Linked DNA regions of Homo sapiens: region 2 is linked to region 1. The links are chromatin loops, found by intact Hi-C in ENCODE. Cell type or tissue: natural killer cell. All regions are shown on one strand.

Evidence for each region. Peaks named below come from ENCODE experiments on the same cell type or tissue, not always from the same donor. Only the 100,000 strongest peaks of a DNase experiment are listed, where the experiment ranks them.
Region 2: it touches region 1 in a loop (7-fold over the local background); 3 of 110 quality-filtered maps call a loop at or near these places.

The regions. Positions count from the first base shown.
Region 1 is chr11:104,701,489-104,709,488 of GRCh38, forward strand. No RefSeq gene overlaps it. Among named protein-coding and RNA genes, the nearest start is that of LINC02552, 96 kb to the left of the region's middle. RefSeq lists enhancers at 4,193-4,322, 4,333-4,452. In natural killer cell, no CTCF peak of the experiment used is centred here; DNase peaks (open chromatin) are centred at 4,503 and 5,063; H3K4me3 peaks cover 1,014 bases; H3K27ac peaks cover 3,326 bases.
Region 2 is chr11:106,017,835-106,025,834 of GRCh38, forward strand. MSANTD4 (Myb/SANT DNA binding domain containing 4 with coiled-coils) reads right to left here and starts at 4,406. Exons shown (of 3, transcript NM_032424.3): 1 at 3,128-4,406. RefSeq lists enhancers at 3,928-4,047, 4,878-4,947 and a silencer at 4,378-4,487. In natural killer cell, no CTCF peak of the experiment used is centred here; DNase peaks (open chromatin) are centred at 4,577 and 5,137; H3K4me3 peaks cover 1,690 bases; H3K27ac peaks cover 1,247 bases.

The sequences.
Region 1 (8,000 bases):
CATTTTAATTCCATGTGACTGGACATTTTTAATATTTTAAGATATTAAAAAACTAAGCATATTGAAGATCTATATCTTTTTACCCCAATAGTTGGATGCAATTTTATAATAATTGCTACCATTTTCATTTAAAAAAAATTTTTACTCTTTTTCTAAATCAGTCTCTCTTAGCCTATAACAACATTTATTTGTAATGAATAAAGGTACTTTGATATAAAGTAACTTTTATCAAAGGTGCTTTAAGCCTACTGATACCTATGGGAAAATGATTCATTAAAATATTAATGGACTAATGTAATACTTTGTAATTTTTCCTGAGGTGTAATAGGAACAGTATGGACTTAGAGTCACTTTCTCAACACAGAGTTAAACCCTATCTCTGTCTCTTTCAAGCCGTGTCGTTTTGACAAGTGCTGTAGGAAAAACATCACCTACCTCATAAAGTTGTTTTGAAGATTAAAGTAGACCATGTATAAAATATACTGCTCAAAGTACACCATACATGTAGATCACTAAGATAAAATTCTCCAAAACATTCATAAATTTAGAAAGTCTAAATAACTTGTTTTCTAATGCTATCGTAGATTTTAAAATTTTAACTTTTTTTCCTGTTTTCTGCTAGTATATAAAAATACAGTTGGTTTTGGCATATTAACCTTATCTGTAGTGACTATGTTTAGTCCATTTATTAGGCCTAGTAGCTGTTTTTAGATAGTTTAAGATTTTTTTACATAAACAGACTTCTAGTATGATGTTGAATAGAAGTGGTGATAATGGTAATCATTGATTTGTTTCTGATCTCATTGGGAAAGAGTTCAATAATTTGCCATTAAGTACACAGTCAACTGCAGGTTTTTCATAGGTTCCCTTTATCAGATTGAAGAAATTCCCCTCCAATCTTACTCTACGCAAAATTCTTCTTAGGTATCAGTATTGAATTTTGTCAATTGCTTTTTATGCATCTATTAGGATAATCATATGGCTTATCTTTTCTATTCTATTAATATGATGAATTATACTGATTGATTTTTGAGAGTTAAAACAGCTTTTTGTTCTTTAGATAAAGCCTCCTGGGAATGATGTATTATCCTTTTCATATATTACTGCTGAAAATTTACACGAGACGGATTTTCTTTTGGATAAAGCTATTTCACAAGTATATGTATTTGCTGCAGATTATATGTTAATTTCAAGCTTGAGATAACTCATTGTCCCTCATGTAACCTCTTTTTTTTTTTTTTTTTCTTCTTAAATCCCACTGACATTTTGTCTACAACATGGATTTGTTTCTGTCAGGTAACTTAAGAACTTCCATATATAACTTTCTACATGCATAGAAAACTTCACTTTGAAATTGTTTGTGTTGACATCAGGGAATTAAATTCATTTCAGGTGCTATTGTAGGCCAAATTACAGGTTTTGAGTTTATAAAGATACCTCTGACTGAGTAATGCCACCTGATAATGTGGAGCTTTAAGAGCGTTGTTTGACTTTTTAATTGAGGTTATGGCTTATTTGTGTGCTTTACATTTTTTATTAATAATACAAATTATTTATTGTCATCTGATGATATAAGTAAACATACATTTCACTTACACATTTTAATCAACTTACATGATGAGCCAAATATCGTTTGGCTAATAAAAAAAAACCTAACCAAAACATAAATTTTCACTAAAGATATAAGATTATATTCTGGTTATTCAAAAAGAAATGTTTCTTTGGATTCATTATTAACCAAAATTGGATAGGCTATTCATCAAGCATGTATTGAACGTATATTATATATAACACAATGGAATGAGACCTCTAAGGAAATAAACAATGGAAAAAAATTAAAGCACACCTTAAGGTGTTACGTTTTGTTTTGCTTTTAATTAATTATTTTTCCAGAGCAGTTTTAGGTTTACAATAAAATCAAGCAGAAGGCACAGGATTTTCCATACAACCTTGGTACCTATGCATGCTTAGCCTTTCCCATTATCAATATCCCCCACCAGAGTGGTCCATTTGTTATAATCCATGAATCAACATTGAAACATTATATCCCCCAGACTCCATAGTTCACATTAGGGTTGACTCTTGATGTTGTGCATTCTGTGAGTTGGGACAAATGGTGGACATGTAGCCACCATTCTAGTTCCATACAGAATAGTTCACTCTCCTAACAGTGTTTTTAACACACCCATCTCAAAGTATAACTTCCAAATGGGTAAAAGCATGACTCATGAATATATAAAATGTACACATGTCAAAAATTGTATTCTAGTTCTTAATTAACAAAGGAACAAGTAAGTTTTTTTTGTTTTTGTTTTGTTTTGTTATGAGACAGTCTCACTCTGTTGCCCAGGCTGGAGTGCAATGGTGTGATCTCCGCTCACTGCAACCTCTGCCTCCTGGCTTCAAGAGATTCTCCTGCCTCAGCCTCTCCAGTAGCTGGGATTACAGGTGCACACCACCATGCCTGGCTAATTTTTGTATTTTTAGTAGAGATGGGGTTTCACCATGTTGGCCAGGCTGGTCTTGAACTCCTGACCTCATGATCCGCCCGTCTCGGCCTCCCAAGGTGCTGGGATTACAGGTGTGAGTCACCGCGCCGGGCCTAATAAGAAGTTTTAATTGATATAAAGAACATTTGAAAAGTAATTATTTGTAAGTAATATTATTTGAGATCACCAGGTTAGAGACAAAACTCATAGAAAGGGATATAAAATTTTGGAATTGTATATCGTACAAGAGAGAAATTAATTTCATCTTTCTAAAAAAGTCTACAAGTTAAAGTCTAATTTTTAAAAAATCAGTTTAAAAGTCTAACTTCCCTTTCTTAAGTCTTAGACCTTGGGTAAATAGTGAGGTAATCATGTACATTCCCATAAATGATGTTTTGCTTTCATGGGACACTGAAAAAATGTGCTATTCACATTTTTTCTTATTTTCAAGGTTTAGATAATTTTTCTAACATAGATAAAAGCAATGTATACATATTATAGTTACATAGTACTTTACTCTGAAAAGCATTTAAAGTGAAGTTTTATGAAATGTTCAGAAAAGGAAAATACATTTCAACTTGGCCTTCAGGGATTCTCAGCTAGGAATTGGCAGAGATGGAAAGTGGATGGAGAAGAGATCAGAAAAAAAGGAGAGAGCTGATTTGAAGGCACAAAAGCCAGAAAGCATAGTTGTATTTTGCAATAGAAAGGACTCCAGTTTGCTTACATTGCTGGATGCATGGAAGAGAACAGCAGGCTATAAAGGCCGAGAAGATGGTTTGAGTCTGGATTGTGCCAGGCTAAAGGATTTTGACTTTTTTTGTTAGGCAATAGGGATCCCTAAAGCTTTTAGAGTCTGGATAAGGAAGATAGATCTGCTCAATAAGAAGGATGAACTAACAATAGAGTCTTTTCTAGGATGCTACTGAAGGAATTGAGAGACAGAATATACAAATGAGTGAAAGCCAGACCATATAGAAAAATAGAACCCTAACCCACAATTTGCAGCTACCAGCACAGGATGCCAGCTTGCTACACATCTGACTTGTAGGAAGTCAGAATGTTATCTCTAATAATAAATCCAGGAAGCCAAACAATAACTCCTATTACAATTGACCCCAAATGACCAGGCCTTGATTAATAACTGACAACTTTAATAATTTTTGTCCCTGCTTCCAACTTAGGACCAACTAGAGAAAGCCAGTTATACACCTCTAACCAATTCCATCGATGCTTCACTTCTAGTTAGCCACCCCACAACAACAGCCTCCAATCAGGGAATAATAGTTGAAGCCTTTCCTCTTCTCAACTATGAAGCTTCCCTACTTTTCTGCTGCACTTTGAGTCTGCCAAAATGCAAGCAATGATGGCTGATTCCTTTGCAATTAAAAACTCTGAATAAATAAACTTTGCTTGTTCTCATTCAGATGGTCTTTGTTTACTTCCATAAAATACACTACCATTAAAACTAAGGATTCTTTTTTAACTAACAGCTTTATCAAGACACATGAATCTGTCCAGTCAATATAAATTGGATCTCCTAGTGTGCCAGGCAGTGTCAGGCAGTAAAAATGTAAGCATATACACTCTTGCCCTCGGAAAGCCTTTACACTGTGTAGGATAGAAACAAGTAAATATACATCATACACTGTCAAATACAAAACTGAACCCAAGTTAAAATTAACACAGGCTGATTATTCATAAATGTGCAGGAAGAGAACCCATCTGTCATCACTTTCATTTCAGCAGAGGTACAAGGATGTTAGAAATGAGAGTAAATTTTACCTGGTAAAAAAGAAAAAAATGCTGAAAGCGTCTCTAATTGGTGAGCATTACATTAAAGTGGGATGTGGAAGCAGAGACTTATTCAGGTATATTTGAGATTAGTTGGTGTGCTGGAACTAGGTGAGCCGGCATTTTCAGAATATTTCAAAACAGGAAGTCTTATTCAATGTTAGAGACTGAAGATTTTCTGTGGCTGGCCATTTCCAGGAACAAGTCTAGCTGACGGGGTGCTTTTGTGTGGTGTGTCTGTCATAATGGTCCTTAATGGAGGCAGAGGAGCTGGTATGGCAGGAAGTTTCTCACCACAGTATACTAAGTAATGAGTTTCTGTTAGTTTTATGTAGAGAGATCTGAATTTACAGATGAGATAATGTTGGTACTGCTGGATTGGCATTACAAAAATATGAAACTGCAAAAGTGGCTGCCCCCAAGATATCTGAAGACCAATTTATTTAAATTAAAAACAATTTATGGGCTTTTATGTGTGTGTGTGTGTATGTGTGTGTGTATATATATATGTGAAATTTTCAAGAACACAGCCTACACATAAAGCAGTACTGCAGACTGTCAGTCTATAAGCTAAAATTTTGTTTATTTATATTGGCTAGTGCTAAAAAATGGAATTTTCATGCTGTTAACAGTGACCTGTTTCCCATAGTCACTACTGTTGACACATCCTTATACCAGTGTATTTCACATATCCACATTAACTAAAAAGGCTTTGGGCTTGCAAGTGTTGAAGAAATATAATTAAAAACAAAATATTCTCTCAACCCAGAAATTATCCACAAAGACAGTAGAGAAAGAGAACACTTTTATTATTGAAAAAGCATTACACCATAATATGATGCACATCACAGGAAATCCATTAAGAGATTGCAAAGACAGAAAGGAATCTCTACCCCTTATATAATCAAGTAACCCATTACATACATTTTTCAAGATGAACAATAACTAGTTGTCAAGTAAGAGGACTGACAGCACCTTTTGTCACACAGTTCATCCTAACTTTACCTTGTAATTGGGGTGACCATCTGTGTTAGCATATTGGCTATATCGAGAGAGACAAACAAACAATCAAAACCATATACCTTTATGATAGAACATAGCTTTAGCTTTGCAAATTGGAGCAAGGTGCCCACAAAAGTTAGATTATTATCCTTCCACAGAAACTGGGAGATAGGAGCACTGTCTTCCTTTATGTTAACATTTATATTAGTCTGTTCTCATGCTGTTATGGAGAAATACCTGATGCTGGGTAATTTATAAAAAAAGGAGGTTTAATTGGCTCACAGTTCTGCATTGCTGAGGAGGCCTCAGGAAAGATACAATCATGGTGGAAGGCAAAGGAGAAGCAGGCACCTTCTTCACAGGGCAGCAGGATGGAGTGAGTGCAAGCAGGGGAAATGCCAGATGCTATAAAACCATCAGATCTCCTGAGACTCACTCATTATCATGAGAACAGCATGGCGGAAAACCACCCCCATGAGCCAATTACCTCCACCTGGTCCCGCCCTTGATAGGTGGGGATTATGGTGATTACAATTCAAGGTGAAATTTGGGTGGGGACACAGAGCCAAACCATATCAGCGTTTCAAAAAGATGGCTTCCAAGCTCTGAAAGGTATTCCTGAGTCATAAAGTTGACAAAAGACCTATCTAGTTTTCAAAATAATTTCTGTACATTTCGAAGAGAGGAGAATGTACTTACAATGATAAGGTTTCTAAAGTAAATGCTCTAATAAAAATGAGGATGAAGAAGTCCCTTTCTTTATCTCAATGGGGGAATTAAGTCTCTTATTTTTAATTTTTATTTATTCAAAAGTACCCCAACAAATTCACCTGAATTGCCCCCTCCAAAATGAAGTAGCTTAAGATGACATTTTAAAAATAATTCTCTTTAACAATGACAGTTGCTGGCATTTGTGTAGTGATTCTATGAACCAGTTTTAGGGAATTAAGAAACTTCCTAAATGCAGATTTTAGGGCCTTTGGTCATAGAAACCAATTAAAAAGACCTGGGATTCAGTTCAAATAGTTTCCTTCTTATCAAATTCTTTCAAGGCCATTTTGAGTCTTGTTATCCCTTGCCACTCCTTAAGAAATACCACCTATGACTACACAACCTCAGTGAAATAATAACCTCACCTAATTGCTTTTGAAATTTGCCTAATGGCTTTTGGGTCACCCTTAGGCTACTTGTTTATCCCAAACAATTAATAATTTCTAATTATGCCTGTAGTCACCTTTTTTATTTTGGCAAATGAAGTATTCCCTCTTCCATAACTGAGTGATTATCATGGCGTCAGTAATTCAGAGCATCCCCATACTGGACTCATATAAATTGCACCACAATGATGTAGCTTAAATATATTTTGAATAAGACATTAATTTTTTAAATATCTCATCACCATTATATTTAATTTATAAGCCAAAAAGAAGACTAAAACTAATGAAAATTGACAGTTAAATTTGAAATATATCTGTGACCTACTGCTATGTTCAATACATAAGCAAGTCCCAGACTTTTTTTAGTAATCAATCTTTCAGTTAATTTCCTCTTTATAGCACTACACTAGACCCCTAAGGCATGGCTAACTATCTTCAACTTAAGCGCTTCAGGCAATAAGTAGCAAAATTACTAACACAATTATGATGATTAAAGTGTTCATTTAAAAATGGTGACACCTACTTATAAGCAGCATAAGTGACAATAACTTTTTTAGTTATTTAAATTGTACAGCTGTAGCTTTAGAATTAACATAACCTGCATTGAGTAATTTGTTAAAATATTTTAGTAAGATAATAAGCTAAATTAACATAAATATTTAAGGTAAAGAGAATGCTTTAAGTCATTCTCTCAGAATAAAAGTAATTATATTTCCTTTAGAAACATGTTTTATTCACATGTTAATGTATTATTAATTCTTGGAGAAAGGCTTTCAATTATTCACTTTTTGTTTTTATTTGTTGTGATGATTTTTTACAGAACTTAGTGGAATAGAGAAATGTTTCTGCAAAGCATGTCTGGTCTATAGAAAAATAACAATTAGTATTGATTTTTATTGGGACGAACACCTGTAGTTTAAGGAAAACATGATATAATTCCTGTAGGTTATAATTCTATTTGGTTAGCTTAGCTCTTTCTTCAGTTTTCTATTCCTAGTGCCAATCCCCTGCAGCCATTGTCCCCCCAGAATAATACAGAATAGGAAACATACTGTTCTACCTGATCCATACCTATCTCCTTCAAGCTCTTCAAACATTTTAACCAGGTAGTACATTGCTGCTTCCTTCCCCCACAAAAAGGCCCATAGCCAGATGCATTGGTGCATACCTGTAGCCCCAACCACTCCAGAGGGTGGCAGGAGGATTACTTGAGGCCAGAAGTAGTGCACTATGACCACATGTGTGAATAGCAACTGTACTCCACCCTGTGCAACATAGCAGGAACTTGTCAAAAAAAAAAAAAAAAAAAAAAAAGCCAACGCTTGACCTTTCTAGCCCCTTCTCCACTACTTTCTATCTGTCCTCATCTAGACAGTTCAATTCAATTCTCTGTTAACTAAATACCATTTTCTTTTCCTGCCACCTTGTCTTTGGTTGTGATTTTGTTGGTGTTTCTTCCTGGAAGGTTCTCACACATTCTTCATCTAGCTTCCTCTCTTGCTAAACAATACTAATACCTATATTTCAACACCTAGGCAAATACTACCTATTCCCAAAT
Region 2 (8,000 bases), 1.3 Mb after region 1:
AAATAATAAGAAATGAAGAAAAATTATACAATTGAAAAACATTTTTTAGATGTTGCTAGAGCTGTGTCTCTCAAACTATAGCATGTATATGAATCACCTGGGAACCCCATTAAAATGCAGACTCTGATTCAGGTCTGCGGTGGGGCCTGGGATTCTACATTTTTGACAAATGACGTCCTCGGACCGCATCTTGAGTAGCAACAGTCTAGGCTAGAGTGGCACTGTTCAATAGAAATACAATGTAATCTACACACGTAATTTAAAATTTCCTAGTGATCCCAGTGAAGTAAAAATGAAATGAAAAGGTGATTAATATTAACAGCTTTTATTTCACTCCATATGCTGTATAGTCAATATATTATTTCAATATGCAATAATATAAAAATTATCAATGAGAAATTTTCCATTGTTTTCTTTCGCTGTCATTAGAATACAATGTGTACTTTACAGTTACAACATACCTCATTTTGTATTAGTCACATTTCAAGAACCCAATAGAACATGTATTTAGTAGCTAATCTACTCAAAAGTGTAGGTCTATAGCACATCAAAATAACCTAAAGAGCTTTTAAAAATACCTATAACCAGTTCCCATCTCTGACCAATTAAAACAATCTTTGGAATGGGGCCGGGCATTCAGAGTTTAAAAGCTCTCCAAGTGCTTCTCATTTGCAGCCAGGATTGAGAACCACCCAACTAGAGAATCAATGTTAAGAGTTTACTTGGTGAAATATGTACAGAAAGGCAAGGCAGAGAGCAAATGGTGTAGCTCCTAAGAAACTTCCTTTAGGAGATTATTAAGAAAAGACCTCATCTGCCACAAAAGACTTAAAATACAGACAAAGCTGGTTTATTTATGGAAAAATATGCCCAAGAGAATGTTATGTCAAATGCAAGAAGAATATGCTAGTTGTAGGACCAATTCACACTCCTATTTGTTGGAAACACATCAAAAGAATGAATGAAAGCTTAGGTGATTTAGATATAAGAAGAAAAGGACTGCTCTCTTGAGAACCAAATTTTCTTCTAAGTAGAATGTCTTTAGACCCCTATCCATATCTCCATTAGGAAAAATTATGACTGAATTAGTAGTATAAATCAGGAACATGCATTATTAGATGAATTAATTAGGACACTGTGTCATTCAATAGGTATATACTGAGTGTTTAAAACCTTTCAAGGCTTTCCATTGCACTTAAGAGGTAAGTTTACTTCCCTTGCTCTTCCTCTCTTCCTATTGTAAACCCTATCTGAACCCTACCTTTACACTTTCCCATCTACCTTTTCTGGTCTTATCCATCACCTCCAGTACCAACTCCCAACCTACTTTCCCAATCCACCTTCCTCATCAAACATGTACTCACATGTAGGTGGCACACAAACACAATACCAGTCATTTTCAAATCCCTCTAAATTCTAGATCAGTGCTGTCCAATAGAAATGTAAGAGCCCTATATGTAATTTTAAATCCCCAAGTAGCCACATTAAAACGGTAAAAAGAAACAGGTAAAAGTGAGTATTTTATTTAACCCAATATATCCAAAATGTTATTTTGAAATATAATCAATATAAACAATTATTGAGATATTTACATTCAATAATGTAAGGCTACTGGCTACCATACTGGAACAGCACAACTCAAGCCATCATGGTCCCTGACCTTGGACTATCACACATATATTTCCCCAGGTCATCTTCCCCATTTCCATGGTGTCTGCCTTTTCGTCAGGCCAATGCCTACTCATCCTTCAGCACTCTTGTTTAAATGTCTTCTGTTCCAGGATCTCTTCACTGTTCCCATTCACCTAAGTCTGATGTCCTCCCTATGTGCTTCCACTATCAGCTTTATTACACCACTGATTTACATTAGGAGCAATAAGAGATCAGATACGAATATATTATTCCTGCTATCAAATAATTTGCAACTTAGTAAAACACAGATGCATAAAAAAAGTACATAAACAAATTGTAATGAAGTCTGTAACCTGAAGGTTGTGAATACAGACTACCTAAGGCTGTATGCCAATTCCACCACTTAACTAGCTCTGTGATCTCCAGCGAATTACTTAACCTCTTAAACTTGTTTCTTCATCTATAAATGGGAATAATAGACTAATACTCGTGATGTTTTGAAGATTAAAAGAGATAAACCGATTAAGAAGTTTATCATGCCTAAGACATAGTAAGCCCACAAATGTCAGCTATTATCCATTGCCCAGTACAGTATCTGAATGTAATTAACAAATATTTCTTCACTGGATGAATAATGCAAATATACAAAAACTACAATAAAGAAATACTAACAAAATACTCTGGATATTCATAAGAAAGACAAATCTTTGATGGGATCAAGGAATGTTTTGAGTCAGAATCAGCATTTGATTTGGGTCTTATAAAACAGACTAATGAGGGACAGAAATAAAAGAAAGAAGTATCAGGAATTAAAGCTGGAAAATTAGGATAGTGCCAAGCAGCAAATCTTACTAAGCGAATTCTGGCTTAATAAGACTATTATTTGCTAAAAATGAACTGAAAGAGACAAATATAACTGTGAAAGTTTTTTGAAATTCAAGCAGGCTACCATTAATATGGAAGAACTGTTACTGTAGTAACATATAAATATATAACCAATATAAGTATATAATAAAAATGATTGAAGTTGTCGAGAGTCCAAATTTATGCAGATATCCACCGTAAGATTTTGCTCTTAGAATCTGAGATCAATTTAGAAATCGCATTGTTGTAAATGTATTGGTACATGGTAGAAATAGCAGTCCTTTTGAAGTACCACTGAGTCAATATATTTTTAAAGTTTGACAGCAGCTGTTGCTATTTGCAGGGCCTATTTTTGACCAACAATTCCTAACTCCATATCTCTAACTTACAAAGTGGTATCCCGTTGTCCTGACTGATCTATTCTGAACTGATGAACTATTTCATTTAATCAAATGGGCTTTAATACATTTTTAACCTGACTGAAATTGATATTGGGATGCACCTTAGATACCCAGTCTTGGCTTAATTGTGTGAAAATCTTCTTCTAAAACCTTGATATTTTCTGATTAAGTGCAAGAAAGTGCCAGCATTGATGCATCTTGAGTTGTTGAAGTTCTGTAGATATGCTTACCTGGATAAAAGCCATTTCCAGAAATGTTTGTCTTCCTGTCCTCTCCTTTATATGCCGGTATCCAAGTAACAGAAGCTTGGGTTTTCTACCATCCATTCATTCCCCAATAATTTCCTCAAAAAATACTTACTGAGCTCCTACTGTGTGAAAGGCACTATTTTTGGTGCTGGGGATATAACACCTCATAAAATGTGAAAATATGTCATTTTAGATGTCAAACACTATCCCTTTTCTATTGCCTGTCATCGCTCTCTTAGCAGAAAGGATTCAACAGCTGCAGTCTCTAAAACTTACAAACCTTCTATGCCCAATCACAGAGAACAGCCATTTTCTAAAATCCCATTTCACAATCGTTCTTCACTAGTTGGAAACAGGAATGAGATGTAGTTCACTTACGTAATCCTTGTGAAGATGATGTACTGCCAATGGCATAATATAACCAGGCAACTTTTTACAAGCACTAAAACTTGAGAATGAAGTTCCTAGATACTTCATGATAAGTCAGAATTAAGAAGTCTGAGAAAAACCAGACGGCAAGTTCCGGATCAAAAAAATTTGAGGGTAAATTAGTTAAGCAGTTCAAGAAGAAAAGCATCACAAATCTACAATATCAAACCCTACCCAAATTCTCTTTAAAGTGTGGCTTTCCCCTCCCCTATATTCTTATAGGGGATTCACTTCCCTGCCAAAAAGTATGTTCTTCTCTAAAACTCGTGGTAGGTGCATAACAAGTATACTTATGGGTCGACGGTTATCAAAGTATCTTTCACCTCCCTCCCGCTGCCTCCTTTGGGACCGTCCAAAAAGAGCCCCTGGGAAGAATCGAGTTAGACTGGGCTCCCGGAAGGCCACCCAGGGGAGCAGGGGCGCGCACCTGCCTCGGCCACAATGATGAGGTTGCTGCTGGTAGGAGTCCCGGTGGGAGTCGGGGCAACCTGGAAGATCTCCTCTCTCTGGGTATTAAATGAGAGTCCCGACTGAGTGCCCAGAAACTTCTGCAGTCTTGTTTCCGTGGCCTGGGCCCTCCCCAGCCTCCCCGGTCAGGCGACAGACGCGCGTGGCACTTCTCCCGAGCGTGCAGTCCCGCTACGTCGCAGCCCTTGGACCAAACCCGGCAGCAAGCGTTGCGCCAATTGCCGCTGACCCCTCCGGGACCCTACCCACTGCGAGGGCACCCACTGGTCACGGAGCCGCCGCTTCCCTGGCCGCCTCCTCCAGCATAGAACCGCTCACCTGCGACCCCGGCGGCACCTCCCCACGGTCGCCCCAAGGGGGGTAGGAAAAAAGATGCTTCATTGATCCCCCGCCCACTAACTGGGCCCGCCCATCTCCCGCCACCCCAATGGCTCATATGGCTGCCGCTCATTTGATGAGTCTCATCCATTGGTTAGAATGGTGTAGCCATTCTGGCTGAGAGCCCGCCCTAGGCCTGGCCTCACAATGGGAATCAAGTCCCAAACCGGTTCCGGGTTAGTGCCCTGGAATTCCGCCCCCTCGTGATTCACCTCCCTGTCTGTGCCCCGTCTGTGGCGCGCAGCTCTGTCAGTCAAGTGGACTCTAGGAAGGGATTGGCCCCTAGAGATCCGCTTGCTGCGCTGTTCCAACTGATTGGGGCACTGGCCGCTGCATCTCCAAACTCGTCTCTTGTCCTTGACCCTCACCTGTTAAAAGGGCAAAGAAGAAGTAGGAAACTTGTGCTGCTCCAGTCGGGTTCTTAGGCCAGCATCACCTTCTCCTCGACCAGCTGCGACCTAATTGGCCTCAGCCATTCCTCTAAGGCTGCCCGTGCCAAAGGTCGCTGGTGACTTCCTTATGGCTAAATCTAGGAGTCACTTCTTAGTCCTTATCATACTATATACTTCCCAGAAGACATTTGAATTTTTTTTTTTTTTTTTTTTTTTTTTTACCATTCTTCACTGTTTCCCCAAATATGTGCTTCTGCTTTCTTCTCTCCCAGTCCTCCTCTATATTCAAGTTTGCAGTTGCTTATTTTCTGCCGTCTCACGTTCAGGTGTTTGTGATTAGTGCACCTTTCTTCCCGCTGCCTCTGTCCAGGCCTCTGTGGACTCACCTGAATTCCATCAGTAGCCTCCTAGCTGGTCTCCCAACATCCTGTCTGCCGGACTGTAGTTCATTCTTCACGTTGTAGCCAAAATGAGCTGCTTAAAGTTTTTTAGTGGAATCTCACCACTGGTGATACAGTACAAACTCCTTATCGAACCTGAAAAATAAGGCACCTACTTTTCCCTCAACCTTCATCTCTCGACATTATACCCACATTTCTTCTTCCTTACCCCATTCCCTTTGCTTCTTTCAGTTCCTGAACTCTACAGTGGCTACTGGGAAGTCAGTTTGCATTGCTGTGTTTCCTCCCTGCTTCTCCGCTATGCCTAGCATTCATTTTTAGAAATTCCTTTCTAAAGGAAGGCTTCCAAAATTATCTCCATTCACCCTCCCTCCACTTCCAAGTATTCCCTTCCCTGTAGGTTTGCCAGATAAAAACAGGACGCTCAGTTAAATTTGAAGTTCAGATAAAAAGCAAATAATTTTTAATCTGTCCAATGGAATATTTGGTATCCATATGTTTATTTGCTAAATTTAAAAAAATAAAAATTTTTGTTTACTAAATCTGCAAGCCTACTTCAGCGAGCTCTCATCACGGCCTTTCCTCTGACAGCACTTCCCACATATTTTATGTGGGTGGGGCTTTTCTTGTTTACTGTTGTGAATAACACAGTGCCTAGAATGTAACAGACAAAAAAGATTTGGTAAATAAATGGTGGAATATTCTGGAGGAATGGTGCATCCTTGCTGGATATTCTTGGAGGAACTCTCCCATAAAATAGGAAGTAATTATGAAATATGCTCTTTAAAATGTAATGATCAGATTGATCTTACAGATTGTTACTTATGACTTTGTCAGTAAGTATAGACATGTTTGTCAAAGAAGCATGTCTATACTTTTGCCAAAGTAGATCAAAAGAAACTTGTAATTTTTGGAAAAATACAAGTTGTATTTTATAATTTTGGATTTTGTTCATGGTGGGTGGTGTTTTTTTGATGAGTGCAGTGAGAAAGTAAGATAACTAGCTATCCCCATCATAACCAGACACTATCAGTTCTGTTCAGAACCTGTCCACCACTTGACTCTGTTTATTTACCTCAGTAATGGGGACAAGAATGGTGAATCAGTATTAACAAACTTTTGCTTTCGTATCATGAACTCTAAGCTTTCCCCAATTAACCTCAGTCTCTTTGCTAATTGAAGTATCTTTTCCAAATACCCTCACTATTTCCTCTCAGCTACATCTTGTCTGAGTGGATATGGACCAACAATGAAGAATTTGAAGGTAATCCATAATGTGTACTATCAGTACTCCATGATCAACCTGTTTGCTGATTTAATTTTTCTTAAGTCCAGGCTAGAGATTTGACCCAAAGATACTTACACACTTACTTTACAACTGTGCTGTCCAACTGTGATAGCCAGATGAGTCATTGGAATGTGGCTAGTACAACCAAATAACTGAATTTTAATTTTATTAATTTTAATTAACTTTAATTTAAAAACTGATATTTGATTCAAGTTACTAGATACTTCTATTTGGAAAATTTGGGTTATGTGTATACTTTTTCAATTGTAAACTTTTTGAAATCTAAATATAGATCAAGTATTTCTGATTTAAAAATAGTGTCTGAATTGAGATGTGCTGTAAGTGTAAAATATATGCAGGATTCCAAGATTTAGCATGAAAAAAATAAATATCTCACTAATAATTTTTGTGTTGACTATAAGTTGAAATTATAATTTTTGCATAATTAGGTTAAGAAAAATATATTATTAAAATTAATTTTACCTGTTTTTAAATTGTTTCCAGCTTTATTGAGGTATGATTGACAAATAAAAATTATATATATTCATGATGATTTGATATACATATACATTGTGAAATGATTACCACAATCAATACATCCATCACCACACATAGTTACCATTATTTGGTGGGGGGGGGTGGGGGGGGGAGGTGAGGGCACTTAAGATGCACTTTCTTAGAAAATTTCAAGTAAACAATATAATATTAACTATAGTCACCATGCTTTATGACAGATTCCCATAACTTACTCATTTTATAACTGGAGGTTTCTTCACAACCCCCAGCCCTGGCAGTACCATTCTGCCCTCTACTTCTTTGAGTTCTACTTTTTTTTTTTTTCCTTTTAGAGACAGAGTCTCACTCTGTTGTCCAGGCTGAAGTGCAATGGAATGGTCATACCTCACTGCAGCTTAGAACTCCTCGGCAAACGTGATCTTCCCACCTTGCTAGGACCCCAGGCATCGCTGCCACATCTGGCAATTTTTTTTTTTTTTTTTTGGTTGAGACAGGGTCTCACTGTGTTGCCTAGGCTGACTAGAACTTCCAGCCTCAAGCAGTCCTTCCACCTCAGCCTTGCAAAGTGCTTACAGGTGTGAGCCACTGCATCTGAGTAGAATTCAAGTTTTTGTGATTCCACATATAGGTGAGATCATACAGTATTTGTCTTTCTGTGTGTGGCTTATTTCACTTAGTATAACGTCCTCTTGATGCAAATGGCAGAATTTCCTTCATTTTTACGGCTGAATAATATTCCATTGTGCATATGTATATGTATATGTATATGTATATACATATACACACCACAGGTTCTTTATGAACTCATCCATAGATGGACACTTAGGTTATTTCCATATCTTGGCTATTATGAGTAATACTGCAATAAACATGGAAGTGTAGATATGTCTTTGACATACTAATTTCATTTCCTTATTAATATATACCCAATAGTGGGGTTGCTGAATTGCTGAATTGTATGGTTGCTCTATTTTTAATTTTTT